Linked DNA regions of Mus musculus: region 2 is linked to region 1. A link is a loop called in an ENCODE intact Hi-C map of the cell type or tissue named here. Cell type or tissue: gastrocnemius. All regions are shown on one strand. Links, peaks and the distances in the headings refer to the core of each region. The heading gives the core; the rest is flanking DNA. Region 1 has its middle 78 kb from the start of Gm34044. Region 2 holds the start of 4930459C07Rik (RIKEN cDNA 4930459C07 gene).

Evidence for each region. Hi-C counts contacts between places; a loop is a spot of excess contacts. Peaks named below come from ENCODE experiments on the same cell type or tissue, not always from the same donor. Only the 100,000 strongest peaks of a DNase experiment are listed, where the experiment ranks them.
Region 2: a loop joins it to region 1, with 4 times the contacts of the local background. A loop is called at or near these places in 3 of 42 quality-filtered maps.

Annotation. Positions count from the first base shown.
Region 1 is chr10:97,304,948-97,321,579 of GRCm38, reverse strand. No RefSeq gene overlaps it. Among named protein-coding and RNA genes, the nearest start is that of Gm34044, 78 kb to the right of the region's middle. In gastrocnemius, for the core only: a CTCF peak has its summit at 8,415 (motif pointing right); DNase peaks (open chromatin) are centred at 7,448, 7,771 and 8,437; H3K4me3 peaks cover 1,586 bases; H3K27ac peaks cover 1,958 bases.
Region 2 is chr10:96,221,151-96,237,782 of GRCm38, reverse strand. 4930459C07Rik (RIKEN cDNA 4930459C07 gene) reads right to left here and starts at 11,576. Exons shown (of 3, transcript NR_110448.1): 1 at 11,173-11,576. Gm40747 (a long non-coding RNA gene) reads left to right here. Exons shown (of 3, transcript XR_001779846.2): 3 at 11,093-11,451. In gastrocnemius, for the core only: a CTCF peak has its summit at 7,270; no DNase peak of the experiment used is centred there; H3K4me3 peaks cover 298 bases.

The sequences.
Region 1 (16,632 bases), core at 3,555-11,554:
AGAATTGGACGGCTGAATTTGAACAGATCCTTCGGGAATTGAGACTTCAGGTCAACTCCACGCGCTTGGACCTGTCCCTGACCAAAGGATTACCCAATTGGATCTCCTCAGCATTTTCCTTCTTTAAAGAATGGGTGGGATTGATATTATTTGGAGATACACTTTGCTGTGGATTAGTGTTGCTTCTTTGATTGGTCTGTAAGCTTAAGGCCCAAACTAGGAGAGACAAGGTGGTTATTGCCCAGGCGCTTGCAGGACTAGAACATGGAGCTTCCCCTGATATATCTATGCTTAGGCAATAGGTCGCTGGCCACTCAGCTCTTATATCCCACGAGGCTAGTCTCATTGCACGGGATAGAGTGAGTGTGCTTCAGCAGCCCGAGAGAGTTGCACGGCTAAGCACTGCAATAGAAGGGCTCTGCGGCATAAAATGAGCCTATTCTAGGGAGACATGTCATCTTTCAAGAAGGTTGAGTGTTCAAGTGTCCTTCCCCCAGGAAAAACAACACGGGACCAGACCAGGACCCCTCTGGGTGATGAGCCTGGGAGGAGGTTATGTGTACGGCTCCTTTACCTACACACTGGGGATTTGACCTCTATCTCCACTCTCATTAATATGGGTGGCCTATTTGCTCTTATTAAAAGAAAAGGGGGAGATGTTGGGAGCCGCCCCCACATTCGCCGTCACAAGATGGCGCTGACATCCTGTGTTCTAAGTGGTAAACAAATAATCTGCGCATGTGCCAAGGGTATTTTACCACTACTTGTACTCTGCCTTTCCCGTGAACGTCAGCTCGGCCATGGGCTGCAGCCAATCAGGGAGTGATGCGTCCTAAGCGAAGGATAACTCCTCCTTAAAGGGGACGGGGTTTCCGCCATTCTCTCTGGCTCTGGCGCCTGCTCGCTTGCTCCTAAAGATGTAAACAATAGAGCGCGCTCTGCGCTTTGGCGCGCCGGAGCTCTGGCTCCTAAAGATGTAATTGGGGTGGCTTTCGCTTTTGGGGCTGGGGGTTTGCGCTCCTGGCTCCTGAAGATGTAAGCAATAAAGTTTTGCCGCAGAAGATTTTGGTTTGTTGTGTTCTTTCCTGGCCGGGCGCGCGAACGCGTATAAGACCATATAACTAAGGACAAGAACTCTCCTGATGGTTTTGCTCGCACAGTGAAATTTGTCCTTCACTATGAAGGCAAACCCAAGCTGTCAAGTTCATGTCCTATTTAACTCCAGTTATCATTGTGTAGAAATCAAATTTAGCCAAGATGTCAACAACAAGGTGACGATAATGGGCCATGTTACCTTCATACTCCGTTGCTAGAGTGCTGCACTCAGCCACTAGGTCAACAAGGACAGTCCTTGTTCATGCATCTGTCAGGATAATCAGCAGCAGCAGCAGCATCCATCTCTCAAGTGACCTGTTATAGACAGGCCCATCGGCACTCCAATTGTAGTAGCCGCTCACAGGGTTTGAATTACCTGGCCCTTGTATTAGGATCTAGTTTCATTTTCACAAACTATGGAGGTTTATGTAGAAGGACCTACATACCCTCCTCTCTTGTGGGAATAGATGTACTGTCTACCTGAGCCAAGTGCCTTGGTAAGATTCTCATAAGGTCTGTGTGACCTCTGATTTTCCTTACTGTACAAGTGAGTTAGTATCAGAGACCTCAGCCAGGTCCAGCTCTTCCTTTCTCCTACAAGTACAGAGAAACATTCCATCTACATGTCATCGATAGCTTGTCTGAGTAACGGTCTGCTCTTGGTCTCCAGGTTGGGTGCCTGGTATTGGCCTTGTGCTATTATTGAATATACTGGAAGATGACCAGGTCTTAACTCATGACTGAACTGCAAGGTGTGAACATACCCTGACACTTCTAGGAAGTTATATTGAATTAGGAAAACTAAGAGGTGAAGCGAGGAGTGTTTACAATCTGTTAGGATGAAGGTATTTGATCTCTCCTCCCAACCCCTTGTTCCTAAATCTGTAAAACCAGTCCTAACCATGTGCAGGCCAGACTGCAATATGAAGACTCATGCATACATCATTGTTATCAGGCAGAATGCCTACACAATGTATTGTTTTCTCTCAGAAGATGCCTTTAGGTCCAGTTTTTAATTGGTCCCCTATTTTGATACCAATGACTATGTTTATAGCAAAACTTGCCACAACTCAAGAAAGTTGTGGTTGAGTTTTATGGACATTTGGTCCCAGAGGTTAATGATGGTGTTTAGTTTGAAAAGATTAATACTCTTCAATAGCTGACAACAAAATACTTCATTTTGCAATATTTGTGATAATATCCATTATTAATTTTTCTATTTCACTACTTAGGTATGCTGAGTATGGAGTATTCCACCAAGCATCAAAATTTCTTTACCCGCATTGGCCTCACTTCTCATGTTCATCAATTCTCAGGTTTCACAGCTGTGAGATTTTAGACACATATGTACAGATGTCTTTTTTTTTTAAGTGTTACTGCAGAAGAACCAATACTTACTTAGTAGTTATGCAAGCTGTGGCCACAGTCTAATGAGCCCTGTCAAATGATCAATACATATTTGTGATTGTAATCAAGTAAAGAATAGGATTGACATTAAGTAAGTCAAGAAGGAGGGAAGCTTGAGTTTTTGATGGCTTTCAGTACCCATATCTGAGTAGAACACACACTAGTTTACAAAGCCCTTTCAACCAAACCTGAGTCATAGGAAGGCACACTATAGTTGTACTTTTAAGGACCCCACAGGAAGACTACTCCATCACCACAAAAACATGCTAAGAGAGTTTTCATAGCCTTCTTTTCATATTTTTTTTGTTTAACATGGGGGCTTCCAAGCATTTTTAGGTAGTTCTGTCAGTAGCAACCAATAAATCACCCATCACTTAGAAATGACAGAGGTTTTCAAAATGCATGAAAGAAGAAAGTTGATATGGAAGGGTCAGCTATCACGAAGAGCCCTTGGGCATTCCCTAGGTTATGATCTAGTAGCAAGATGACTTTATGATGTTGGTTTCTGATCACTTATTTGGACCTGTTAATTAAGGGTTCTCTATTTTTTTGTGCATGAAAAACTCATGATTGTATAACTGATATCCATCCCCTCCTAATTTTGAATTATTACACACCTAACTCTGTAATAATTAGGACATGATTAATGTTTTGAGATGTTAGTGGAAAAGGATGCTTTTCAAGTTTTCACAAATTTGAACAACTTACTAAAATCACATGCCTATCAAACATGTTATTTTTCCCAACTGTTATTCCTTAGTTTTCTTACCGATGCAATGAATTCATATTCATCGAATGTTGTCCCTTGGTGTAAAAGTGAAAATTATAACTTATGGTGTTTTATCAAAACCAAAAGAATCATTTTATTCTTTTAGGAGCCAATAAGACAACTCAGTGGTAAAGGCCCTTGCTGCCAAACCTGATGACCTGAGTTTGATCCAGCATGGTAGTGAGAGAAAACTGACTCCACAAGTAGTCCTCTGACCTTCCCACGAACACATACACACATACACACACACACACACACACACACACACACACACACATACACACACACACACATATATACATACATACATACATATACATCAAGACATATAATGAATTTTTTCCTTTTTTTTTTGAGACAGGGTTTCTCTGTATAGTCCTGGCTGTCCTGGAACTCACTTTGTAGACCAGGCTGGCCTCGAACTCAGAAATCCACCTGCATCTGCCTCCCGAGTGCTGGGATTAAAGATGTGTGCCACCATGCCCGGCCATTTTTTTTTTAATTTAAAAATGTTTTTCCTTTTATTATGAGGCCATTATGACTGAACGTTATCCTGACAATACAATGTAAACGAAATTATTTTCCTATTTAAGAAATGTATTTTAGAGTTTCTATGCAATACACAATATTGTTGGACCTATTTATAAAAATCAGAAATAAAGATCAAGGCAGCATAAATGTCAGCTATATTCTCTATTTTTACTTTTAATTTACCATATTTCCCTTGTTTCCAAATCAGCCATGTTCTCTGTTTATCTTTATTTCTTAATTGTAAATATTGTAATGGCTTCTACCTCACATTGAATGGCCACATTGAATGGTGGGTCACAATAAAAAGTGCATTTCTCCAGATTGCTTACCTCCCTCTGGATGAAAATTCCATTTAGTTTGTTTTGAAATTCTTGTTGTTTCCAGGTTTCATTACAGCCTACACACTGAAGTTTAGAATGTCAATCATCTTTGCATAATTAATTACCCCCACACTAAAATTTTCTATTAAACTTTCTGTAATTTAATGTCTAATGTTCTTATCCCATTCAAGACTCTGATATCCTATGAGGTCCTTGTTTTTGTAAAGGTACTTTCCTTTGCCCATTGCTAACATTGGATTGGTTCAAATTCTTCATATGTTTTCAAATTTACCTAAGAAAAACGACCTGTCCAACTTGTGAACTATTCACAGGATATAAACAGTTCAAAGAACAAGTGATGGGCAGTTATACAGTCAGACACTGTTCAGCCGAAAGCACTATTGACACAGATTGTTTCTCTGCACACTGGGCTCAACAAAGCCAACATAATTCACACAGAGAATCCTTCTGGAGGGCATTGAATTAATCAAATTGAAGAAATGACAGTCAAGGAAATAGTGAATGTGTTGTATGGAATGTTCAGAAGTGATCTTGCGTACACACACACACACACACACACACACACTGTTTAGAAAAACTGCTGTCAGTGAGATGGCTCAGTGGGTAAGAGCACCTGTGGGGAGCGGGTGTGGCGGCAGTCCCAAAGGTGCCAGGGACTGCAGCTAAGTCATATGACTTGCACCTAACTTCCTCATATAAGACACAAACATCTTGAGTGCTGCGCAGGTGTACCAGGATACAGGTAAATCCAATTTGGTGGAGATTTGCCCCTGCTGCCCTGATTAGCTGAAGCCTCGTGACTGGCGAGGGGGCGTGGCCTGCGGTGCGTGGATGAGAGAAAGTATAAAAGGAGTGAGAGGCCCAGGGTTCGGGTAAGAATCAGGACTGAATAAACTGCTGTTAGAAGGACTGGTGGTCGCGTCGTTCTTGCTGGTCGAGAGCGGGCGCGACAAGCGCCCGACTGCTCTTCCCAAGGTTCAGAGTTCAAATCCCAGCAACCACATGGTGGCTCACAACCATCCATAATGAGATCTGACTCCCTCTTCTGGAGTGTCTGAAGACAGCTACAATGTACTTACATATAATAAATAAATTTAAAAAAATAAATAAATAAAAAGAGAAAGAGAAGGATCCCATGGATTTACTCTTAACTGCAAGTTGGGGAGATGGGTGAGGAGTGACAAAGGGGATGCAGCTCAGGAGGAACCTGAGAAACATTCCCAGAAGGGAACATGGACGGGGGTGGGGTGGGGCGAGGTGGGGAGCTTGAAGCAAGACTCCTGGGAAGTGAGAAGCAAGCTGAAGACACCAGCTGTCATTGACAGACATCCTTCTCCACCATTTTACCCAACACACAGAAAACTGTCACTCCTCAGCAAGAACCCATTTTGTCATGATAGAACTAGGGTTTGGTCTACTCTATCGGTTCTACAAACACATTGGCATGAGGGCTTCAGTTCAGGGACTGCACCCATCTCTCGGTTAACATGATCACAGTTTAGTCAGCAGGTGATCACAAGATATCTTGGAGGCCTAGGGATCTACATTTTGCAGACAACAATAACTCCATTTCTTACCTGGTTAGTTTGGAACCTGGCAGCATCCAGTCCTTTTCTGCTTACCATTCTCATAGAGGCTCAGGCAAGGGACCTGCATATGTTTCTTCTCCCAGGAGAACTTCCATGGACAAGAAAATGTACACCAGGGTTGGATAAAACTTAACAAATGCTGGGTGGAGGGGTTAAATGTTATTTTCTTTAAAAAATAATAATATACCTATTTTATTCTAATAGTTTTTGCCTTTAGGGAGTTTATATATAAACCCAGAGACTGCGAGGTGAAGACACATTTAAAAAAATTGATATGATCGTTGTATATTTACTTTTAAACCAGACAAGCATATAATCAAACCAAACCACAAACAAACAAACAAACAACCCAAATCAAGGCACTTCCCAGATGATTAAGTCAAGAGCAAAATGACCCGGCCCAAAGAATGAGGGCCTAGCATCAAAAAAGTGTCATGGATTAATTTTTACTGGAGTTCAATGTGCTATATGCCACTGCCAAGAGAAAAGAATCTTGCCTGGTCTCAGTTTTTTTCAGATTCTTTGACTCTAATAAGAATGAATATTAAACTAAATTGTTAGCAGCTGGTTGCCTATCTAAACCTAGCAAAGTTCCTGGGAGCTATTATAGAGGTTTTAGAAAGCTGACCTAGTGTGCCTCACACAGTTGTTGGAAAGAGTGGCCTCTTTTCCAGGTGCATTGTTACAGTCGTTCAAATTCACCATCAGAAAAGCAGGGGACATTTCTCCCCAACAGTGAAATCTGCTAAGGCAAGGTACACACCTTCCCTACATCTTGACTGTTCTCCACAGTTCTGCTAGAACTTTTGTGTAAACTTTTCCTTATCCTTGGCTACTTTTGTTATGGAAGCCTCTCTCCTGAAGAACGCCTGCATCTTTGAATAGGATCCTAGCCATGTCTCCCAGGAGCCTTTGCGGGATTTCTGCACTTGCCTGACACCATGTTTAAATGACACTTTCGTGGTTTGCAACAAAAAATAACAGGCCTTTTTCAGGAGATGAACAAAGAACAACAAATAAAGTCATATCGCCAAGCTTGGATAAATAAATACTAGGCAAATCTACAATTTAAAAATCTCTTGTAAGAACCAGGGGAGATTCTTAACATCTTTCTTATTTAGGCCTCCACAACCCCCCCTTTCCTTTGCAGGAAATAGTTTCATTTTTCTGCCAATAAATTGCTTTGTGATATATATTTTGAGATCAACTTAGCTTTTTCTGCTTTTTGGCCTATTAAACGGAAGGCTCGGGGGTTGGGGGGTGAATCAAACTTTACAACCTGGTATTTTCACATCTGGCAACTTTTCGTTTCCTGGATATGTTAGATAATTTACAAACTATGTGTTTTGATGCCTTGTCACTTAAAGTGTATTTAGGGAGGTTAAAAAAAAAAAGTCCCCCACTGAACAATCGGTTGAATATGCTGCAAACCATGCTTTATCTAAATACCCCCACAAAAATACCCCACACTGAGTATTTATAATTTTAGATGCCACACATAAAGTGTATACATGTTGCAGTAATTATATACATATTGAATGCGGTAAGGGAGAAAGATGGATATTATTGTAACTCTCATTCAGTCACTGATGAAAATTTTGTCAACCCAAAATGAAAATCTACAAAAATCCCTTGTTAAAAGCACCTTCACACTCGTATTGAAACTGTGTGTGTGTGTGTGTGTGTGTGTGTGTGTGTGTGTGTGTGTTTAATACGTCCACACACTATGAAATGTTTTTGGATCAAGTCTGAATACAATATATTTTAGGCTTTCTCTTCCTAAAAGGGTAATACAGAGCTTGTGAAAACGCAGGTCCATTTCTGAGTTAGTTGTTTACGAAAAAGCACATGCTAATGTAACAGTGTATATGGAATTAAAGAGAAAATGTCAAACACGCCGTGACATCCAAAATACATTCAGCTGCTGCCTTTTACTATGGGGACTTTCATTCTGCCGCGGACTGCCTCCAAGACCCAGTGGTTTTGTGTGTTGGGTTAAAAATAGCCTGCCAAGCCTGACAACTAGATTCTGATTGGCCCGAAAGGGAGGCCGTTCAGCCAATGAGAGCGTCTGGGAACAAAAGCAATTCTTTTGTGTGTATGTGTGTGAGAGAGAGATGCTCAACCCACGTCAAAACAGCTTCGGGCTGTAGAAATGATTTGGGTAGAGATTTAACAAGGTAATAATGCATTTCAGCCCTCTGAAAGGTTTGAAGCGGAACAAAGCGGGGGGTGGGGTGAGGGGAGCCGGGAAATCTACAAAAGAAATGGAGCCAGAGCTCAGCTTCTACCGATGAATCATATGGGTGTTCGTGCTACAAGCAATACTCGTTTTCCTTCCCCCCACCTCCCTGAGACCTTTACTTACTTTTCAGGCATTTTCTCCTCCCAAACAGACAAAAGCCATCAAAGGCTTTTTACTAATGTGCAAGTTTGTTGTTGTGATTCGCTGGCAAGGAGAAAGGGACAAAACCCAACTACAAAACTCATTTCATTAAATGTCACAAAAAGAAAACAAAGACCCATGAGTTGTACGCCGTGAGTAGTGAAGATCCTGAAACTTTGAGCTTTAGATTGTGGGTATCAAACACAGCCCACACTCTCAAAGACAGTTCCGGGTCGCTCTCCAGATATGGAAAACAAAGAGGGACTTGATTAGAGACAGCTCTGGGTGCTCAAGGCCTTGCGAGCATCGGGCCGCCAGGGGTCGCTGTTGCACAGTCGACGAATCTCTTCCGCGGCGCTTTCCTGTGTGTCTTTAAGGAAAGAAATAGGATTTGATAGGTACTTCTAGCTTAGGACTAAAAAGGGGTTTGGGGGGGGGGGGTGAGGGGGCGCTGTCGCCGTTTGAAATCCTTAAGTACGGCTTATGATCAACACTATGGGACAAAGCAACCGAAAACACAATTTACTATACAGGGAATTTAGTGCCACGGAGGACAAATGTTGCTGCAATAACTTGGTATTGTGACTTAAGAGAGCTTTTCCTAAACCACGTCGCGATTTTAAATTAGATGAAAAGAGTGAGCACACAACGCTGTTACGGATACCTTATTGTCTCCAATATGTATATGCGAGTGACCTGTGTAATGTACCCAGCCAGACGTGTTTTGGCAAAACAATTCAGATAATACGTGGCTTACATATTAACCACAGAGGAAAGTGTCAGTTCAACACACTGTTTTCCTCTTGAGCGTAGATTTCACGGTACAGGACACATAAGCAAAACTTAAGAAACCTTTACTCCTGGTGTGGGTGTGGCATCTAAAATAACCCCGCTTCTGAGTAAAAGAGGAACAAACGTTTATAGTCTAATTGGGCATGATAAACTAACAATGCCCAAACATTTTCTGTTTGAGAAAAAGCATAACATATTTATTTGTGAAGTATTGTTCCAAAGTACATATTGGAGCCAGTAATGGACTTTTTTCCCCTGTTCATATTCATCTAGCAAACATACAAAACTGGAAGCGTCCTGTGCCTTTCTTTTTCTATGACACTCAATTATAATGCGTTGTACACAGCATATAAGGAACTAAAAGGCAAAGAATAAAACCTACTGATTAACTATATTTCCAAACAGCTACATTCCCAGAAGACTGTGTGTATGCCTGCCTGCACGTATTCAGCATTCGACAGCTCCAAAAACAAGGTCTATTCCCTTAAGGACTGTCATGAGTTTTATGAAGTTTGCTCAATCATGTTGGCCTAACAGCAGCTAGAGAAACTGATCATTTAGCCAGTAGGTATAATTGTCGTAGAGAGCCCAAGAGACTTAATAGAAATAGCATGAGGTGGTGTCAGTGGAAGAGTGTTGGGCCACCGTATGTATACTGCCTTATTCCATGCATTGGCTGAGTTCCTTACTTGCTCAAACCCAGGCCTTGCAGCTGCCCCCCATGCCAGACCCATCCCATTGGCAAGCACCAATCCCTAATTTTACTAAAGATGCTCTGTTATGCTTCAGACAGGAGCATCTTGTCCTCTGAGAGGCTCCAACCAGCAGCTGATTGAGACAGTTTCAGACACCCACAGCCAAACAGTACATGGAGCTTGGGAACTCCTACGGGAGAATAGGAGGAAGGATTGCAGGCCAGAAGGGGATAAGGACCCCATAGGAAGACCAACAGAGTCAACTAACCTTTGGGGCTCTCAGAATCTGAACTACCAACCAAAGAACATACACAGGCTGGACCTAGGCCTTCCCGTACATATGTAGCAGATATGCAGCTTGGCCTTCATGTGAGTCCCAAATAACTGGAATGGAGGGATTGACGTGACTGCCCCAAAAGCTGATGCCTGTAGGTGGGATATGTTCTTCTAGTTGGGCTGCCTCCTCGTCTTGCCTCAGTGGGAAGAGAAGTGCCTAGCATGGAGGAGACTTGATGTCCCAGGGTGGGGTGTGTTCTCAGAGGGGCCCCTACCAGCTCAGATGAGAACGGGGGGGGGGGGGGAGGGAGAGTGGGGGAAGGGTTGCGGAAGGGGGTGACTGGGATGGAGGCTGTGAGCTAGACGTAAAGTGAATAAGTAAAAAAATAAAATTAAAGAGAGAGACAGAGACAGAGACAGAGAGATGAGAAAATGCAAGCAGTTGTTGCCCACACTGCTCCACCTCTATAGCCACCTTCATCATCTGCTTAGAGTCACACATGTTCTTTACAAGAAAGCAAACTTACTTTTTCTATACATGGCGTTCACTCCGATGAAGTCATTCCTAATCTCATTCCTAGTCACATCCATTAAATGAGTGTTTAAAGATTTCTTCCATTTCCTTCCTGCTTCCCTTCCATTTCCTTCCTGCTTCCCTTCCATTTCCTCTCTGCTTCCCTTCCATTTCCTCTCTGCTTCCCTTCCATTTCCATCCTGTTTTCCTTCAACATTCACTCTTTCCACTGCAGGAAGTAGCAGACTGTCTGTCATGTTCATTCCCCCAGACAGGAAGATGGAAGAGTAAGAGAATTCCTTAATCTTTGCTGTGCTATTTCTATTAAATCCCCTGGGCTCTCTATAATTATACCTACGTGCTGAATGATCAATTCCTCTAGCTGCTCCTCGCTGCTGTTAGGCCAACATGATTAAGCAAACTTCATAAAGCTCACAACAGTACTGAAGGGAATAGACTTCATTTTCTACTTATTGCATGGTGAAAATTACATAGGGGCATGCATTTCTGCGGTTGGTTTCCAGACCTCTAACAATAATTAAGGGGAAACACAGATGGACTCACAAAAGTCAAGGTGTATATTCTTCCCCTAGAGCAGAGGTTCTCAAAGAGCTGTAACCCATTTGAGGGTGGAATGACCCTTTCACAGGGCTCCCCTAAGACCATCAGAAAACACAGATATTTACATTATGATTCATAACAGTAGCAAAAACATGGTTATGAAGTAACAACAAAAATAATTTTATAGTTGGGGGTGGAGGAATCACTGAAACCCGAGGAACTATGTTAAAGGGCCACAGCATTTAGAAAGGTTGAGAACGGCTGCCCTAGAATCTCATTGGCTGTGAATTCCAAAGAAACAAAACCAGAACCCATGTCCCTTGAATGAATACAGGTGTGTCCGGAAGACTTCAGAGTTCACCAGTGGATTTTATAGGGGCCAGAGCGGTGAAAACTGGGTGCAGGCCCACGTGACCATTACCAGGTTCTTAGCCCTACAAAGGTTTCCCATCCCACGAGACTACACAAACACATGGAAGCTTCCAGACCTCACGGGAGCTCTTAGACGTCGAGGAAAATCAGATGTGACCACGTCATCTGGAAGATGACAACCTTTTTCCTGTTTTCAGAAAGATTTAAGAATCTCAATCTACAGGGCTATTTTGGGAAGGCTAGAGAAAACCGTGAGAATTGTCTGGAAATGCGTCATGGTGTTAAAAGTAGGTTTGTTTAAAAAAATAAAATAAAATAAATAATGTCTTGCATATCTGAGCTTTATGTGATACAAACAGAAATGCTTAATGTTTTCCATCCACACTCTGCATTATGGTACTTGATCTGCAGCACAGCCTATGTCGGAGTTAAGGCAAGTATTTACCACTTAGCATGAACAGCGTAAGTCGTCCTCATATTGTGCGATTCTTCATAACAGTCTGGGCTTTGTCATTGCTCAAGCTTCATTTCATAAACATTTTAAAGAGTTTGTAAACTTCACTTTGAGAGATTTGGCACAGATCAGCAAGGCTCTGTCTCCTTGGCCAAAACAAAATTGACACTCGAAATACTGTCCTGGGTAGTTTTGTTATAAAATTCCCCTCTTGTCAGATTACCTCGATCATCCATAGTTCTTGTTCATTCTGGAAACAACCTCCAGCTCTGGAAAGAATGTAGACTTGGAAGTAGATTTGGAGATTAGCTCTTGCATGAAGATTCTGAATTTTGCTAACTATAGAAGCCAGAGAGAAATGGGCATAGATAAGAATGTACTTGCCACCATAAACAGTGTCAAGCATGTGTGTAAGAGTCTACAAGCTCTGTCACGAAGACCCAAAGCCTGCTCATTCCACAAATAGCAGAGTTGTGTAATTATTTAATTTTATAAACTACATTAAAAAGATTGTAATTATAAAATTTATGGCTAGTAATCCAGTACACCTGGAAACACAACAAGAAGTATGTTTGTGTTTGTGTGTGTGTCTGTGTCTGTCTGTCTCTCTTTGTCTCTGTCTCTCTGTTTCTGTATCTCTCTGTCTCTCTCCGAGTGTATGTGTGTGTGTGTGTGTGTGTGTGTGTGTGTGTGTGTGTGTGTGTGTATCTGTGTGCATGAGTAGAGTCAGAAATCAAGAGCAAGAAACTTACCAGGAAATACGAATTATGAATTGTCTAGATTCTTAAGAAGAAAGGGAATTGAACCACCACCAATTCAGGACCCCTAGAATGCTGCAGACTACCAACTAGAATTATAACTCAAGGCCTATATTAAGGGAACAAAGGAATACAGCCAAGTCAGGGACCAGATTTACATTCTACAGAGCAGGTGCATGCACATCCCAGATTTCCCAGAGTGGCCCTCATTTACATCTACTGGAGTGAAATCATTGCCAACACCCCTTCACTCTCCCACTATTCACCCTAATTTGTAGCATCCTTCTATTGAGGGCAAATAGTAAAATAAACTAGGTAATTCTAAACCCGTGGAAAACCATCAGTTAAGTCTGTATAAAAAATAATCTCTATGAGTATTTGGTACAGTGACACTAGCATTCTTTTTTTTTTGCACACCCATCAGACCTGTGTGGTTTCTGAGTCACAGGCTGCTCACAAAGGGAAGTGATTATGTCTACTTGGAATGGAAATGCAGTGACCAGGACATAAGAAGCACTCAACTTACCTTGTGATTCTTGGGACCAATGATTTTGAGATGGTATAAGAATATTTTATTTTTCACTCTTTGTGTGTGCTGTACTGAAGAGTGAGCCCACAGCCTTGAGCATGGTATGTAAGCACCCTAAGGCCGGTCTGTACCCCAGCCCTTATCAGTATATTCTCCTGTTCAGTACACTGACTTTTCCCTCTACCGTTGTCTCTTTGCTGTGCAGAGCTTTTTGTTTTGATATGCCCTATTTGTTAATTTTTGCTTCTGTTTTCGGTGCTGGGTCCCTTTCCAGGAAAATCATGGTCTGTACCAATCTCCTGAAATGTGCATGTGCCACCCACCCTCCCACATCTCCTCTAATAATCTCAGAGGTTAAAGTATTTGATCAGCTGGGGATGATTGTGTACGGGGTGGAAGAGAGTGACTAAGTTCCGGTGTTCAGCATGTGGCCATCCGTTTTTCCCAGCATCCTTTGTGAAGTTTGTTCTTTTACCTTCAAGCTTATGCTTCTTTGTGGAGAGTCTGTGCTGTAGATATGTGGATTTCTTTCTGGCTCCTCTATTTCACTGGCCTCTGCATCTGCTTTTATGTCAATCCTCAGCTGGTTTAGTCGCTATGACTCTGGACTATCTTCTAAATCATGAACTGTATGAACTATGATGTCTTTCCGCTTTACCTGTGGGTTTTTCCCCCCCTCTCTTTTGGTCTTTTGTATTTTTATATAAATTGTATCATTGCTTTTCTTTCTCCAGTTCTATGATGAATGTCATTTGTCTTTTTCTTTTTAATCTGAACTCCTATAGCCAAAGGTTACAGGTAACCAAAGATGTATAGTTCTTGAAGATGTAAGCAAGTTAACAAAGGGGAATCCAACTTTAAAATGAGTGAATGGTCAAGTAGGCACTTCTTAAGGACAGAAATACAAATGGCCACTAAAAAAAAAAATCAATGTATAATGCTATAAGAAAATGAAGATCAAAACTGCAGTTGTGCTACCATCTTACCCTGTTAGAAAATGAGCAGACAAATGCTGTGAGACTTGAGAACAAAGGGAAGTCATATATGCTGTGCTGGGCAATATCAATGAACAAAGCCACTAAGGAAATGGTATAAAGTTTCATTAAAGAACCATATAAAAAGTAGAAGCACCTTAGGATCCAGCTCCTCCAAGCCTAGATTTGTATCTAGGAAGTTAAGTCAATATAAAAGTGGGTGAATATATGTCCATATCTATGTCCACTACTTACAACATTTATGTCATGAAAAGAGTCCAGGCATCCATCAATAGATGAAGGGGTAAACAAAATATGGTGCATGTGCACAAAAGAACGTTATTCACACACAGAGAATGACGAACGCCTCCCTTTTGCAGCAAAATGGATAAGGCCGGAGGTAATAATGTTAAGTGAAACAAGCCAGACCCAGAAAAAGTTAGAGAAAGATAAGATGTAAAATATGTTTTAATATGTAAAATTATTAAATGTAACTAATTACATTGCATAAAAACTAAAATATGTAATAATATGTAGGATGTTTTAATATATAAAAACAAACGAAGAAATACATGAGAAGCCCGTGTGAAATTATAAATGAGTTGATTGGAAGAGGTGCTAAGAGGGGAGGAACAGGAGACTAGAAACATGGAAGGACTTGACCATCATACCCATGTCCACTGAACATGTGTAGGAATATGGAGAGAGGCTCACTTGTAACAACCAGCTTGTGTTAACACTAAGATGCAAAAAGGATATTTTACCTAATGTTGCTAGGTAGGTTTCAGGTGACGCCACCATTAGATATGCTGGTGAAATGCTTGTGATAGTCATACCAATTAAACAGAATGCACATGAGACCTAAAGAAAGGGTAAGAAATATGTGTCTATTTCTACCCTTGACTATGAAAATACAGAAGTGCATAGGAAAATAGCCATACTTCTGGGAGGGCTCAATTCCAAGTGAGCAGACTACTAAGCCACATGTGTTAGAGTAGCAGGTCTTAAAGTCTTCTGTAGCCCCCGTTGACTATTGTTCACTGGTGATGGAGCAGTACACGGCTAAAGCATCATCATGGATAATTTTACACGGGAGACTTAGGGTAGTCCCAGAAGACCTTTATTGACATAGGATGTTTAAGTTAGAAGATAGAAGGATCAGATCAAGAATAGAGAAAGGAAATTGAAGTAGAAAGAAGCGAGAGAGCCACTATAACACAATAAGAGTTTGTAATGAAATATAATAACCCAAGGGGGAGGGGGAGGGCAGTGATTCTTAAGCATCTGATTTTAACAGGCTAAAGGGAAATTAAAATTACACATTGAAAGCAATCTCTAAGGGTAAGACATTTATAAACTAACTCAACACACTAACTCAACAGTTTTGATAAAGCCTTCTGAATAACAATGAATTAAATAGTAATGTATTAATTAAATAATACCCTCCAACATTTGTTGAATGTGAGGTCAGATAAGACACAGTTTCTCGTTGTTCAGCTGTTGCAACTTGTTCCCCCCCCTTCATCTTTCTGTCTTCTTTTATATAGTTTCCTGTCTCACCCCCCCCCCCTTTGGTCACACCACCATTAACTGATAACCCTGTATCTAAAACTTAAATATCTTTTTGCTGTCTATGAAACCAATAATTGGCATAGTTATTTGACCATGTGGAAAGCTCAGTGCATGATTGCTCATCACCATATTTTATGAGAAATGTAACTTGTAAGTGTTCCTACCCACAGACCCAGAATGCTCTGTTCCATTTTCAGTGTCTGCTGAGGTCTGTTCTGTGGTGTAATTTCTTGGTAAAATGAGCTTAGTTTCATGGCCTTATCTTCCTCTTATTTAATCTCTTGATATAAAGACATATCTATTTCCAATTAGGTTGTATGCACATTAGGCTCCTATTTCGACCCCTAGAATTATTCAGAATCAACTTCAAAGCAACTGGAGGAACTGCATTCTTGTCTCACAAGAACCATCCACGTACCACACTGTAGCCACTTTCTTACTTCCAAACTGTGTGGTTTTGAGTTTTTAGTGCTTCAGCTTGTAACTTCCCAAACTCATTGGTAACTCCTCACTGTGGGGACTTGCATTAATCTAAATCTAGTTTCCATTAAGACACAATGATTTCGGGGTCTGTGTATCCATATGTTATAGTTTGTAAACCCAGAAATAGATATTTTTTTCTTCAAGGTAAATATTCCACATAAATCTTGGGTTTGTTTTCTGGGTAAAGGTTTTTTCTTTTCCAGCAAGTTCTCTGATGGTTATAGCTGATAAGAAACCTCAAAATATTTTGGGTTTAGTTCAGATAAGCATCTGTGACTTTGAATGTTATTCCAAACATTTGAATCCATAAATTAAAAATGTATGAGCAAAGGAGTTACGCCAGATTTTTTGCTCTCAGATACAATCAGCTCTAGCAACTGAGCATGCAAATGACAAACACAGTATAAGTTTTATGTAACCTACACTTGGTCTAATGCTTACAACCAGGTTCTTATCCAAGAGTTTATTTAAAGTTAATCATTGAAATGGTGTTGCATGTGCTATGGTCCGTAAGTCAGTCTGGCAGTGTTTGCC
Region 2 (16,632 bases), core at 3,888-11,887, 1.1 Mb after region 1:
GCTATCCTCATGGCAAGGTTGAGAAACACGGCGGTAGTCATCATCTGGGCACTGGCAATCAGTGATCCACTAGTTGGCTCAGACTGAGGCAAAATTTTGGTGGGCATTTCATGAAAATAGACCCCTTGAGGTCTCCTGTTTCAGAAGATTGAGGATCAACAACAAAAGAACATCAATCCATACCTAAATGGCATTTCACAGCCCTCAAAATAATAAGCTGTCTACGTAGACTGCTGAGAGATGCTTCCAGCAGTTAACACTCACTGGCTGTCCCAGGAAGAGAACAATTCCTAAGGTCTCTCTATGAAGGGCAGCACTTTACATAAGAAATGGCCAGTGTATAATCTTACTTAGCTTTATTCTTCCTGGACCCAGTATCGGGAGCTACCTTTTGCCCTTACTTGGGGGAAATAAGAAATAAGGCAATTAATACTTCCATGAATAAACAAGGAGGATTAGTGCAAAGCACAAGTACCTCTCCAGTTTTCATGAGGATAACCTACTCTACATGACCACAAGCAGGGCGTATTAGACATCTGAGCATCATTTTCCTTACCCGCAAATCTTTTCTCGAAGAAATGTTTTGTGGGTTTCTTTGAATGGTTCCACTCTGACTCATTGTTCATTATTCCAAAACCAAGTTGGTCAAGACTTAGCAAGCTTGCTGCAAAGTACCCAATGTGGGTCACAATCTTGAATTTTTTAAGGGGAAAGGAAAACATGGGTGTGTAGTCAGTGCTGATTCTGTCTGTGGGCCATATCTGGTCATCTTCCAGGAGGAAAAAAAAAAAAAAAAAAAGCACTTGGAGACACAGAGAACACGTGGAGGCTGCCCTTTACATTAGAAGCCCCAAAGTCCCGACTTGTGATGTCTGAACATTGAAAGAGGCCTCAGAACCCTGCCTGATATAGCTGTCTCTTGTGAGACTATAACGGGGCCTAGCAAACACAGAAGTGGATGCTCACAGTCAACTATTGGAGGGATCACAGGGCCCCCAATGGAGGAGCTAGAGAAAGTACCCAAGGAACTAAAGGGATCTGCAACCCTATAGGTGGAACAACATTATGAACTAACCAGTACCCCGGAGCTCTTGACTCTAGCTGCATATGTATCAAAAGATGGCCTAGTCGGCCATCACTGGAAAGAGAGGCCCATTGGACTTGCAAACTTTATATGCCCCAGTACAGAGGAACGTCAGGGCCAAAAAGTGGGAGTGGGTGGATAGGGGAGTGGGGGGAGGGTATGGGGGACTTTGGGGATGGCATTGGAAATGTAAATGAGGAAAATGCCTAATTAAAAAAAAAGAAATAAAAAGCTTTTGATGAGAAAAAGAAAGAAAGAAAGAAAGAAAGAAAGAAAGAAAGAAAGGAAGGAAGGAAGGAAGGAAGGAAGGAAGGAAGGAAGGAAGGAAGAAAGAAAGAAAGAAAGAAAGAAAGAAAGAAAGAAAGAAAGAAAGAAAGAAAGAAAGAAAGAGGCCTCAGAGTATTCCAGCCTGTGCTCATAGAGCGCGCTATTTATAGCATTTAGTCTAGGCTCCGCCCCACAGTTACCTGGCAACTACCAGTTGTGCCTGACTCACCATAAAAGGGGCTGCTTGCCTCCTCCACTCTCTCTTGCTCTCTTGCTCCTTCTTTCTCCCCACCCCCTCCCTCCCTCTCTTTTCCATCCACCTTGAAAACCCTCTCCTCTGAATTAAAGCCAATGTTTATCTCATTCATCTGGGGGCTTCGCCATTGTTTTTAGGTTTATTTGTTTTTACATTACGTGTGTGACTGTTTTCCCTGCATGTGCATGTATGCTCACCGCATTTGTGCCTTGTATCTGTAGAGGTCAGAAGAGAGAGTCAAATCGTCTGGAGCTGAAGTGACAGGTGATTGTGAGCCACACGTGGGTGCCGGGAACTGAACCCAGGTCTTCTGCAGAAGCAATAGGGGGTCTGAAAGACTGAGCCATTGCTCTAGCCCTTCATTGTGGTTTTATGCATATCTCATTAACTCATTCAATAATATACACATAGTCTTTTCTCCTCAAATATGAAAGGGCAGAAAGCACAATGCCTGTTTCTTCTGTGTCTCCCAAATGATCACAGTAAAAACTTTATTTAAAAATTAGTGTAGATTTGTGCTACCAATAGGAAAATGATACCATTGCAGCGACACAACATTTGTTAACTAAATTGTCCTCGTTTATTTCCCAAGTGTTTGCCCTCAGACAAATTAACCTTTGAAGGTTAATTTTGTTACCTCTAATGAAACTTTAGCATTAGACTTCCCACTGTTTCTATGTGTAGACTGTGGAAACCATGTATTCATACATTAGTAGGCATATGTACATGTGTGAAAAACATTGTTTTGATAAAGCAAGGTACATTGGGGTTTGTGTAAAGCAGGCACCCAGTGCCACATTACTGCCATAGTAACCGGCAGCCTCTCCTGGGATGTGAGCAACATTCTCAGGCCACTGCTCAGCCAGATGTGCTGACAGCCTTGGGAAAGGCCTTTAATTGCAGTCCTAGAGTAATCTCTGCCCCTATTCCCATTGGACTGCTTGTTTATAGTCTGAAATGGCTGAGCTCCTTCTGCGGGTTTTTCTAGTCCCTTCCCTGAGCTCCAAGCAAGAAGAGTCCCAGGTTCAGTGAAGTGTAAACAATGCCCTCCCCAAGGTCACTCTGGAGTGACTGAGCACAACCAGAGGCAGAGGGATGGGAGACAGAGGGATTAGGTTTCTGGATGTGACAAATGAGAGGAATGGGTTGAGGGTTGTGTCTATGCCAAGCCTTGTGTTTGCGAAGAGAAAATAACAAGTTGAGAATCGTGTTCGAACTTGATCACTTCCATTTTTTTTTTTTTTTTTTTTTTTTTTTTTTTTTTTTTTTGGGCAGATCACAGATCGACTTTCCGGAAAAAAAAAAAAAAAAAAAAAAAAAGATTTCTGGTCTTTGCTGCATGCCAATGCTACAAACCCCTAAACTCTGCCATTGTGTAAACATATGAAATTACAAAGAGAAGTGTGATCAGCAGGCTCCATATTAATGACGCACACTTAGGGAGGTGATGAGCCAGTTGGTCCTGCATTGCTGTGAAAGAAACAGAAAACTGGACTGGAAAGACACGGGCTCCAAATATTCTATTCACTAATAGGTCTTGAGTACTTTGTCACCACCTGTCATGTGAGCAAGCTGGGGGGGGGGGGACGGGGGTGGTGGTGGAATGATATTCATGTATCTGTTTTGAGAACACAGTGAGGCAGGCAAATGAAACCCTTCCCATAGTACGGCTCAACCCTTTCCATCTTCAACAGCTCAAGCCCACTATCTAAAAAATGCTGAAACAAAAGTAGAAATGAAGGGGTTTGTTTGTTTGTTTCTTGTTTGCTTTTTGTTTTTTTGTTTTGTTTTGTTTTGTTTTGTTTTACAAAACTACAGTTGTGGGCTGGGGAGATGGCTCTGTAGCTAAGAGCACCCACTGCTCTTACACAGAACCTGAGTTCAGCTTCCAAAAGCAATGTCCGGTGCCTCACAACTGCTTTTAGCTTTTGTGCTATGGGATTTGATGCCCCTTCCAGCCTCCTAGGGCACTGTATTTACATGCACATGCACAGGCACACCCACCCACCCACACCTATATATATATAAATACATATATATATATATAAATACATATAAACACATATAAACACACACATCAATTAAGCTATTATTCCTTAAAAACAAACAAACAAACAAACCAAGGAATCCAATTGGAATAGGGGCAGAGATTACATTAGGACCACAACTAAAGCTGTCTTTCCCAAAGCTGTCAGCACTTCTGTGGCCTGAGAATGTGTTTAACGTCTCAGGAGAGGTTCCCAGTTACTGCGCCAGTAACAGCCCTGGGTGCTAGCTTTATCCAAAACTGTAGCTAAGATAAAAGTGCAAAACTTCCCCATGATTTTTATAAGTCCGGCTGACTGGAATTTCTGGGCTAGGGCTCTCGCACCTGGATATTTTACAAGTTTTTAAGATAGTCCTTAGGCAGCTCATTCTAAGAGGGTGTGCATTGAGTATCAAGGTCTGGAAGCCAGGCTCTAACCAGACTATAACACAGGGATTCATAATCACATTGAGAACAAACTAACACTCAGTCCCCAGATATCTGTGACTCTCCATAGCCAGGTCAACACTAGGAACCCAGAAAGTACTTGGTAAATATTGAATATATAGAACTTAATTTTAAAGGGGACTTCTTTGGTGTTTGGATGGATGGACACACAGAGGAAAATTTGGGAGGATCTAAGCTTGCTCTTAAAAAAATAAAAGAAGGCAAAACACCTATTCAGTCTTCTAAATAGCACCAGCCTTCCCATACTGCCCATTTAAATGTTGGCTCAATCTGATTATATATATGTATATATATATATATATATATATATATATATGTGTGTGTGTGTGTGTGTGTGTATGTATGTATATAATAATAATAATATATATTATATATTATTATGATTTTGAAATCCCCAAGCCACTACCACTCCCTTAGCTATACCAAGGTTCACATAATTGTTTAAATCTTTTTTCTTTTTCCCCTTCTGGGAATAGGTCTTTTGTGCCAAGCAGGCAGGGTTACTGCCCTATAAACCTACTTTCTGTCATTAGCTTTGACTGTTGACACTTGTAATGATTAGACAGGATTGAGCAAAGGGTATTTTTGCAGTCTGTAGGGAAGAGCCTGGAACATAAACATTGCATCTCATTACAAAGTCCTGAATGTGCAGAACACGCTGGTCCAAATGGCATGATTAGATAAGTACCTGCCATGCCTATTAACTTCAAAGAGAAATTGAAGGCAAAATTGAACCCATATGCCATCTGTCCTTGCACTTCAGAAAGCCACATGACCTCAATTTCTGCATTGAGTTAATTTCTGAGGCAGTCTACACGATACTTATTGCTGTGGACTTAATAATTACCCCCAGGTTGGCCTTCTCAAGCACACGATGAAGGGCTTTGTACCTGTAGCTTCTAGAGGTTCAGATGATCCCTGGACCATACCTGAGTGTATCCTTGTGAAAGACAGGTCATTTGAAAAGACCAGGAGGGACAGACTCACATTGCCTTACAAAATGGTAAGGCATGTGATGTTGACCCATCCAGCCTCAAACATGAAGATTCAGATGTTGATTCAGGCATTGTGTGGGGAGACATGTTGCTAAATTGGCCAGGGTTACAACCAAGGGTCACACTGAGGAATTGAAGAGATGAGCCAGGAGTCTCTGAAGAGAGTATAACGCTGATTTCCCTGCTGTGTCTGAGACACCCTGTTGGCAAACTCCCTACACAGGACTTCCGAGGTCCACAGTAAGATTTCTAGGTCATTAAGTCCCAACCCAAGTCCCTTGTTTCTTCTGCCACAGCCATTAGGAGGTTCCTTGTGTGTATATTTATCAAAACAGAGACTTTATAGCCAATGGAATTAGAGATGATGGATATCAACCTAGGTAGAAGAGATAAAAGCAGGTAGAATCCACCAAAAGACTCCAGGAAAGAAGGCAAATGTGGGGCCTTTGCTCAGAGGCTTCCTTGAAACCTACTTCAGGTATCTCATTTCCGACATATGTCTGGAACTCACCTCTGAGTAGGAGACCCTGTCCTCCAAGCGAAGCATCCTATATTTTGCCCTTATTTGTTATATGCCTTCTGAAGAGGGCACATCCGATCACAGAGTAGCAACAGGCCTTCCCGTAGGGTTTCAGGAAAGCCTGGTCTTATGACTTTGAACACGAGACTTGGGACTGGATGTGGTAGTGAACTCTTGTAATCCTAGCATTCAGGAGGTGGAGCCAGGAGGTTAAAGAGAGTTCAAGGTCAGCATGGTCAAGAGAGACCAATCCTATCTCAATAAATAAATAAACAAACAAAAAAACAAACAACAAGTGCATTTGTAAAATAATTAATTAATTATTAATAGTGTGCAAATTGAGAAAGACTCCATCACATCACACAAAACATAGGAACAGCACTTCAAGAAGAAAGAGGACTCGAATTCTGCAGATCTAGTATGTGAGAACCAAGAGCAGGTAGCGAGCCTCCGGGTTGCCTGGGTGGCCTCACTGAGCTGGGCTGGCACTGTGAGGTGGGACTGAAACTGCCCAGCGGTGTGAAAGAGAGAAGCAGAGGTAGGAATTGTGGATGGCAGCGCAGGCGATTGGTCTTAGCTAGGATGGAGGGTGGAGGCTGGTTTTACTATTTTTGGCCATTGTATGGATGACTTTCTGTTTCCATACGAGCCCCAGCCTGGGTAGGTACATTCCAGAGATGCACAAGCCACAACCGTGGGCTGACTCATCTCTAGCCAGCTCCCTCACAAATTCTCCACAATCAGAAAGTTGACATTTTCTACTAATACCCTGGCTTCATCCTCTGCTGACCCCTCTGAGATGACTGTTGGCTTAGTTGGGGTCTCTATCGCTGCAACTAAACTCTCTGACCAAAAAGCTAGTTGAAAAGAAAAGGGTTTATTCTGCTAACCCTTCCCTGTCACTGTTCATCCCCAAAGGAAGCCAGGACAGGGCAGGAAACAGGAGGCAAGAGAGGCCATGGAGGCATGCTGCTTACTGGCTTGCTCAGCCTGCTTTCTTATAGAACTCAGGACCACCAGCCCAGAGATGGCACCACTCACCATGGGCTGGACCCTCCCCCCTTGATCACTAATTAAGAAAATGCCTTACAGCAGGATCTTAGGGAGGCATTTTCTCAAGTGAGGTTCCCTCCTTTCAGATGACACTAATCTGTGTGTCAATTTGCCACAAGACCAGCCAGCCTACCTGTTTTGTTCTGCGCTAAGACAGAGGCCACCACTTCAAACCATTGTCATCTTCTCTCATTTCCACCTCTATGTTCCTCACAATCGTTACCCTTCTGTTTGGAAAGAAGGCTTCCTTCACCCTTCAGGTAACTCTGCCTTTCTCTTTTGGAACTTGCCTACCAGGCCAGCCAGCTAGGCTCACTATTGTTCAGTTACTTTCTCACTCACCCTGGCCCATCTGTTACTAAACCCAGGGTTACACATGTGTTACTCTCCTGAACATTTCAGGCTGAGTCCTGGTTATTTTTTAAGCCAACCTCCAGCTCTCAGTTTTGACCTTGGGACTCAACCTCTATCCGGCTTCCAGACTTGCCTGTGAATGTGTGGCTCTGCTGCCTCTACCTCCATTCCAGAACAGCTCGCTCACACACCTCTACTTGCTGTGAAGTGCTATACGTCCCGTGTTTCTAGACACAGCGTGCCTCCTGTTGACTCTCTCCAGAATCGCAGCCTTGCGCAACACTACAAAACCAACCCGGAGTTTCAGACAAAAGACATTTCTGGTTAATGAGCTCTGCCCTCTGGGATCTGGCTTTTGACTTGGCTTGTCCCTCCTCCAAAAGAGCATCTCTTTGTGGAACCATTTTCCCTCTAGACTCTAGGTTTTGTTTTCATCCATCCTTCTCAGTGAGTCTACCTGACGGTACATTCCGGGCTCAGGAATGAATGTCTGTCTCACCTCCTGTACGTGATGGCATTTCCTCCTCACAGTAACCCTCTGCTGAAGAGTTTACAGCGACCCTGTGCTAGAAAAGGTTGGAGAGATTTGCTCAAACCACATGGATATTCAGTGATGAAACAGGGCTGAAACTAGAGCCTTCTAACTCTAGAGCCTTTGCTGGATAAGTAGCTATAACTTTTAACAGAGTGTGTGTGTGTGTGTGTGTGTGTGTGTGTGTGTGTGTGTTTGGGTGAATATGTGTGTGCATTTGTATATGGGTTGTATGTGTTTGGGGTGAGTGTGTGTATGTATGGACTATGTGTGTTTGGGGTGATGGTGTGTATGTGCAAGTGCATTTGTATGTGGGTTATATGTATTTGGGGTATGTGTGTGTATGGGCTGTGTATATTTGGGGTGAGTGTGTGTATCTTTATATTATTTACATGTGTGTATATTTGTATATGAGTTGTGTGAGTTTGGGGTGAGGGTGTGTGTGTGTATGTGTGTGTATCTTTAAATGTTTTGTGTGTGTGTGTGTTTGTGGGGAGTGTGTGTATCTGTGTATGGGTTGTGTGTGTTTGGGGTAAGTGTGTATGTGTGTGTATTGTAAGTGTTTGTGATGGCAATGAGTGTGTGTGTATCTGTGTATGGGTTGTGTGTGGGTGTGTGGAGTGAGGGTATGTGTTTGGGGTAAAGGTGGGGGTGTATGTGTGTAACTGTGTATGGGCTGTGTGTGTTTGAGGGGTGTGTGTGTGTGTGTGTGTGTGTGTGTGTGTGTGTGTGTGTATTTGTATATGGCCTGTACATGTTTGGTATAGAAGGTGATGATGGGGGTGGAGATTAAGGTAGGGCATAATGGTAAGAAAGCTCTCTAAGACCCTCCTTCTCAGACCTCCTGGTCTGGATTAGCTGCTGCCTGGCTACAGAGCATTATCATTATCACTCTCTTCTGTGCCTGTCACCAGGCCTGTGGGGACCTGCCCTTCCTTCCTTCTCTCAGTTTTCTGTTGATAGCTATGCTGGAAAAATGACATGCTGGCTGGCTACTGCCATGCTCACCAGATGCATGCTGTACCTGCTGGGGTTACTTCCTGATAGATCCTTCTGCCTGGTGCCTGCCCCCTCACAGGGGCTGGTCTACTTCTGGGACAGGGTCTTTCTCAGTCTGTTTTGTCTCTGTGCAGGCCACTGAGTTACCTCTTTCTGTGAAGACTCTCCCCTGCTCCCCCCCCCAACCCCCCCCCCCATCCCAGAACAGAATTCATCCTCGAACACTGCTGCAATCCTTAGCTCTGAATTGATGCTCATTCAAGATAAGCTATAGTTAAGCTTCCTGGACTACCTGTCCCAGAACCTTCTAATAAGACCTTCGTTCTTCCAAACTTTAGATGTGTGCTTAAGTCATCAGAACATGCTCTTCCAAAGTAAAGATGCTACCAGAAACCCAAACAAGTTTGTTAAGTAAATTCACTCTTAGAAGGAGAAACTGGCCAACAGAATAACAACAATGATCATCAAAACAGGGGACCAGTATTTTCAAAGTGCTTTACAGTCAGCAATTTTGCTGGCTTCTCATTTCCTGTACAAAGACTTTTGTGACTTGTGGAAAGCCACATAGCAAGACTCTGGGGGACAGGACTCAAAGATCCAGGTTGACTTCAAAGCCCATGCTCCTCCCAAAATGCTTCCTACAAGCTTCTGTCAAGTGACCTGCTGGGACATTTGAAAATCTCAAGCAGAAATTCCCCTGGTTGGCATTATCCATTCTCTAAGAACAAGCATCTTCAAGCAGAAACCTAAAACAGTGAAAATCAAGACCCAAGGATTTCTGTATTCTCTTTAGCAGTAGCAATTCTTTAGTTCTTTTTCCTTACAACATATGAAAAATTGTAATTCCTAGGGGGTGAAAGGGTTATGAGACTTTCGATGAAGAAGCCAAATGGTCTAGGCAAAGGAACCCCTGCTACGTACTCTTCCTCCATCAAGAACAAAGTTAGGAACAGGTTCGTTTTCATATCCTTTCTCTTGTAGGGCAGCAAGACTCTTATCTTAAACATAGCCTCCCTCTTCTACAACAAAACTAAACACATGACACATAAACTCTTTATCCATCTTATATCTAGTACAAGAACTGAGCTCGGACATTTTAAGACTTTGGTTTATTGAGAACAATGAAAACACGGGAGAAAATAGTTTTCTGTTGACACCGGAGTCTGTAGAACAACAGAACTTTGTGTTCTAGCCTAAATTTCATATTTGTGACTCGATTATAAAAAGGTATAAATTATATAAACAGTAAAGTCAAGAACAGGAAATTATCATTTTGCTGAACAGGCCATACCTCTGGTTAACAGACTTGCTGCCCTCTGCCTTGAAAAAACATTTTGTTCCCAGGTCTTGGGGACAATGAGCCACATCCATTACACGTCTGGGTAGTGTTGTTCTCGGGGAGTAAGAAAACAACTCGTGTAAAGGCCAGAGCTATCCATTTATATGTACAATAGGTTGATGACTCCTTTTTCCTGAGAAATATTTGTCTGATTCATGTATGCATCAGAAACCATGCCAGATTAAAACACAGCCTTGCTTTCGTTTTCTACAGAACAGTCGCTGCTTCCACTAAATGATTCAAAGCTCCCATGATTCAAAGCTTTTCCTGGCTTCCCTCTGAATGGAGGACATATTTCGGCTCCTTTCCATGGTGTAGGAGACCTTGCCTTTGATGCAATGGCTTCATTGATCACCCCTTCATGCCATGCTTTAGGCAAACTGGCCAGCCCCACCTTCTGTGAAGATACGAGGTTCCATCTCTCCCTAACTCTCCTCATGGCTGAAAATGTCTCTCTCCACCTGAGGATCATCTTTCCTCAGAAAACTAAAAAATAGAAAGGCTTTCTGATCAAGCTGGACCACTCGGGGCTCTGTCCAAGGGGATCAGCCAGCTCCCCGTAAAGATACCTGCACATCCGTGTTTATCATAACCCCCTTCACAACAGCCGGGCTTGAGGAATGAGCCTCCTTGTCTATCTGCAAATTAATGGGTAAAGATAGCCATTGTGATACACACACACACACAATGGGACTTTTTACAGCTGAGAAAAATAATAACATCATGTCATTTGCATGAAAAAATAGATAGAATGTATCATGTTAACGGAAACAGCCCAGTCTCACAAAGACAGGAGTCACATGGGTTCTCTCACATATGAAGTTCAGGGGAAGGAAATGGATCGTGGAAGTGAAAGGGAGAGGAACATGGGTATGGAGGGGGGATAAGAAAGAATAATAGAAGCAGATATGATCAAAATGCATTAAATGCTCTGATGGAAATGTCATATTGAAACCCATTGCCTGCAACAGTCTATACATGATGATGATGATGATGATAATAAATAAATAAATAAATAAATGGGGGAACTGCAACAATCCCCACCCCCAAATAAAAATATCTGCTCCTAGAAGATGCTTCTTTTTCTAAAGTTTCATCTCTTCCATTACTTTCCAACCCCCTCTTTATGAACAGTGTTTATCACTTCTGGACACACGTTTGTTGATGTTTCCTTTTTTACTGTTTGTTTCTCCTTCCAGAAAAATCTTTGCGTGAATCGGTTTCCAGAACCCGGTACCCTGAACCCAGTTTCTCCATAAACACTCAGGATGTCACTTACAAGGCAAGTGGATTTGATCTCCTCCTTGTATGTTGGAAAACTTGCAGGGCTTCAAGGTGCTACAGTTGGTAAGGAGGGGACCAAGCTTTTCTCATTAAGTCCCTCTCGATTCAGATGTTTCTCTCGCACGCACGCACAAAATTTAAGTCAGGAAGGAGATTATCTCATCTCAAATACTGAAGAAAGTAAAACGAACACTTGTTCCGACTACACTGGAGGGAGTCTAATAAACGCAAGGCCTCCCACTCATCCAACGGATTCCTTCGAATGGTTGGGATCGGTTGAGCCTTTTTCTACAGAGCTGCGGGAGAAAGGAAGCTTCATGTGTCCGCCCAGCAAAGCGCTGGAGTGCCTCACCCCTGAGACGCTTTCTCCCTCCCGCCATGTTGTCTAAGGAGCGCCCCACCCCTCACCCCCTACCCCGTAGCCTCCTATCGCTTTCTAGGCCGTTCTATTCTATTCTTTCCTTGCGGCATTTAGGCATTTATCTCTTTCTAAGCGTATCCTTGTTAAGGTTTCCATAGTCATTGTCTAATTAGGTGGAGGTGAAATATAACTTTGTGGGAGCAGGACCCCACCCCTACCCCCACCTGCCTATACACTGAAACACATGGGAAATCCCCAGGGGTTGAGTCTAGGAAAGGATGAGGTCTCTGCTCTGTAGAAGTTAGTACTTAGCCCTTGACTATGCTAATCTGCTTGGCTGATTGAACTTTTTTTTTTTTCATCTATCAGCCCTGCTTACGGATCTGAGTATCAGGAAGGCTTAAGATGAAATAATTTGCTGAACTCATTCACAAGCATTTAATACTACTAAACCAATGGGTGCTGGTGCTCACGTAGTAGGGACAGTATAGAGACAGAGATAGCCGAGGAGGATAAACAAAAGAGAGTGTAAGCCAGCGGAACATGGGCACTGAGAAGCAACCACGTCGGTGGTAAGAGAGTGCCAGAAGGTGGTTGCAGTGGATACCGAGAAAGTTTAAATTTTCCAAATAAATAAATAAATAAATAAATAAATAAATAAATAACAGATTGGCCAATGGGGGTAAATGTCAAAAAGAATCTCCATTTTTAAAAGGCTAGACAAATACCCACCGGATTCGGCAGCTGAAAGTTTTAAAGAGCAATTTTAGGTGAGTAATGGAAATAGATGGCTGATTGAGAGGGACTGGAAATGGACTTTTACAAGGCAAGTAATTAAAGAGAGTTAAGGCAATGCCCCTGAGAGGTTCAGGTTGAAGACAGAAAGACAGGCTCATCCCTAAGAAGGGGCTTCTAGACAAAGCCTCATAATTGGGCTCACAATTGGACTCTCATAATCGATGCAGTTCATTGTATGCCAATTACACTGCAATAAAGGAACATTTTCAAGAGCACGCCTTAGAGCTTCCTAAGATATTAGAGTACATTCTCAGTTGAGAATCGTGTTTCACTTTCATTATGCTACATGAAGGCATTCCCAATACATGAATGAGAAAAAAAATCTAATATGAGGAAAAGCCCAAAACACATAAATCCACACTCTGGGTACAAAAAAAAAGAATTTAACAAGGGCAACAGGAACAAGAATGTGTGCTTAAGGTAGGGGACCAGAGAAAGGCACTGGGGTCATGGCTAGGATATATGTGTATACACACACACACACATATTGGTTACACTTCTTGCAGACTCTAGACATTGGCCAGGTTTATGATCCGATCCACAGCAAGGCAAAAAAAGCTAAACAAAGACCTCCAGGACAAGCTCAAAGAATTGCCTGGACAGATGAATGTCTACAGTGCCATCAAAACTTCACTTAGGGTCATAATGAAAAACCATGTAGACATGAGACAGTGGGTGGAAGAGAAGGGAGAGTTAGATAGAAATTAAGAACCCATTCTACCTGGGTCTTATGAATTGAAGCAAATAAGACACCAAATTTCCACAATGGTTGAGAAACTCAAAGACAAGGCAGACAAGAGAGGTACTAACTTGGTAGATGCGCTTATTCAAAACACAACCATGTAGAGTTTTCTCGACAGTGCCTAAATACTAATGGATTCAATGCTGTATGTCTTCTCAAAGAGTATTTTCTCATCCTGTATTAAAATAATTAGAGCGTTGAGCAGCGTGCCAGGGTGTTCGTTCCTCCCACCTCTACCCCACCTCGACTTTTGTGTTTTCATCTAAGCAATGCAGGAGAGGTAGAAAGACTTTCCTTTGACTTGTCTGACTTTCCATAACATTCTTCAGAGAAGTAGACTTGTCTGTGACTGAAAATAGAACAGGGTGAAGAAGGGAAAGAGGAGAAGTGCCGTTTTATATCTGTTGTAATATGAATAGTCATTGTGTTAGCTACAAGAGAAAATGTAAGCACGAAGGGTGGGTGGTGTGGCTAGTTAACAACCCACTAATCACAGAATTGACCGGAGACGCTAAGGGATGTGACCCTTCGCTCCCGATCAGAAAGTTAAACACCTGCCAGAGGATTGGTAGAGTCTTTACAAGTCACCCCACCTGACCTCAGGCTGTACAAGTGAAGGGATGATCAAAGGATTATGGGATTTGAGAGATACCTCCAAGACAGCATCAGTCGTCACATGTCCACTTCTGTCTTAAATATCTATCCTTTCTCCCTAGTGAGCCTACTCCAATCTTGTCTGTTTCCCTAAAATACTAGGTAATATTTACAGGGGCCTCAGTATGAATAATCAAGTATTTCCATATCCTAAGTCATGTAATGATTGAAACAATCACTAATCTAATCTATGTATGGTTATAGGTCCTAATCTATTGATGGATCGAACAGCTATGACACAAATAGGCCAGGTCATGTATCCAGGTGACACAGCTGGCGAGCAGAAATTCAAGCCCAGGCCCTCTAGAACAAGAGCTTTTGTGCTCAGCTCCTGGGATATGCTATCCTCTGTCTTATTTCAGGTCAACAATCCACTCTCTCCTGGAACATCACAAGATCAGTTCATTAAATTTGCTTGCTGTGTTGTTTTTTAAATATAAGAATCACAAGTGAATATATTTTCTAAAAATCTCATAATGGCAACAATAAAATTCCATTTGACTGTGAACTATGGTCCCAGGTCCTTCCTCTGTGTGTGGTATTTTTTTTTCTTCCTAGACATTTTTCTGCATGCTTATGTATTTTTTAAAATAGTATAATTTGATAGATAGTTTCATATGTCAACCATCGAGAACTTCACTTTAAACTCCCCTGTATGTCTTTCAGGGCACTGTAAACAAAAACCAGGTGGCATCTGAAAGGTGAAAATTCTGCTTCCTTCCTGGCAAACACTGCACCTTCAAACAGGGTTGGCATCACTCATACGGAGATGCTGCACTCTGCTAATCTTGGTACCAGTGACATCCAGGAAAAAAAAAAATCCTTGAAAGGAAAGGACTAGCAAGCAATTGGGAGTAACATTTCAAATGAAATAGAAGGGGGAAATAGCCTACTCACCTAGAACTTCATCATGCTTTCAGGCCAGGCCAAGTTCCTAATAATATCCATACATATATAACCACAATATTCAGTTGGCCTATACATATCATCCTTATAGCCTCCTGGAGCTGAGTTCCATTTGGTCCCACTCATTGAATGTGACAGCTTGCCTCTTTCAATGTGGAAAGAGTGAACACTCACAACCAGAGTGTACATTCCCACAGACAGGAACTATTGTGCCAGGAAATGTTCATGAACCCCAAAAGACCACCAAGAAGCTGAATCCAAAGCAATCGCATTAGGGTCTCTTTATTCAAGCTCGAGCTTGGGCCCTCTGTCAAGCTTGACACAGCAGGAAGGTAGAGCATTTATAAAGTTTCAGGCAAGTGTTTATAAAGACAAGAAGGAGGTATCTAGACTGAGCACATCTGATTGGGGGCCCATGATGGCCTTTAACATGGCTGGTGCTGGGAGCCAAACCATAAACCTAACTTCTGTTTTCCTCCTGATTGGTGGTTGTTAGGAAGTGAGGTGTCAGGGGAGGGCTTGTAACTTGGGGGTGCAGATTTGTTGGGGGAACAACCTGCAAACTGGTGCTAGACACAGGTCTTTTTGGGTGGTAGCCTAGAAAATGGTGGTAGGTACTAGCCTGTTAACTTGAGTTCAACCTCAGGTCAGGATCTCTAAGATGGAGTCTGAACCCAGAAGATCTGGCCTCTCAGAATCACATCCCTCTCATCATCTGATAGAATACCAGTCCTTAGCTCAACACCTCACAGGTAACAACTGTGTATTAAACGAATGAGTGCATCTTCAGGAGGCGCTACTCAGGATTCACAACGTCCTACAAAGCAGGATGATTCAATCAGCCATGACCTGAAAGAGTTAAGGTGACCTGAACAGTCACAGACCAATAGCATTCAATGAGAATGGAAACAGTACCTACGTGTGCTGTACCAGCTAAAGCATTGTTTTAGTTAGACACTGGAGTTAATAAAATGTCTTCCCTGTGGATTTTTTGTGTAACCTAAGGTGATTTTCTTAACCTCTCCCTTGAGTTTCCTTACTTAGAATAATGACAATAATAAAATCCTTTAGGCCTTAGCAAGGATTAAATGAAATAATGAACAAAACCATCTACTTGCGTGTGAGACAGGAGTAGGAGGTGAGTAATGCCAATCCCATGTCTATTTTCCCTCCACCCACTCATCGCCCCCTTCCTAATAAGACTTTAAATTCTCTCTCTCTCTCTCTCTCTCTCTCTCTCCCTCTCTCTCTCTCTCTCTCTCTCTTCCACTTTTGGCCATCCATGGAACAACTTCTTTACATTATTTACAAGTCTTAGTTACCACAGTGGAGGTTCTAAACCTTCCTAGTGTTGCCACCCTTTAATACAGTTCCTCATGTTACGATGACCCCAACCATAAACTTATTTTGTTGCTACTTCATATCTATAATTTTGCTATGGTTATGAATTGTAAAATCTTATAGGCAGGATATCTGATACGTGACCCCTCACAAAGGGATCATGACTCCCAGGTTGAGACCCACTGTCCTAGAGAGTTCAAAAGAACTGAAGGCAACACAACTAAATTAAACAACCTTAGTCCTTCCTCTAAGTCTGGCTCTGCCAATATTTAAAAATGAATTCCCACAGAAACAAATGTAATGAAAGAGAAAGAGGTTATCAATGTGAGAATGGAAGTTGTGGGAGGAGTTCAAAGGGCAGCCGCTAGGAGGGGGCCAATGGAGTGAGAAAAGGAAGGAGAAAAAGCAATATAAATACACATTAAAAACATTTAAAATCTAAAAAAAAAATTAAAATCTTGAAATGAAAGGATGACTACCCACAAACCACTGGGGCATACCTATTGACCTGAACGAATGATCTTGCTATTAGTCACATCTTTAAAGCTGCCCTCTGCTTCTTCCTGAACTGAAGCTTGAGCAATACCCAGCCTGATGAAGGCAGTGTTCGTGCACTCTTTCTCAGGTATCTTATAAATCTCGATTAAAAATAA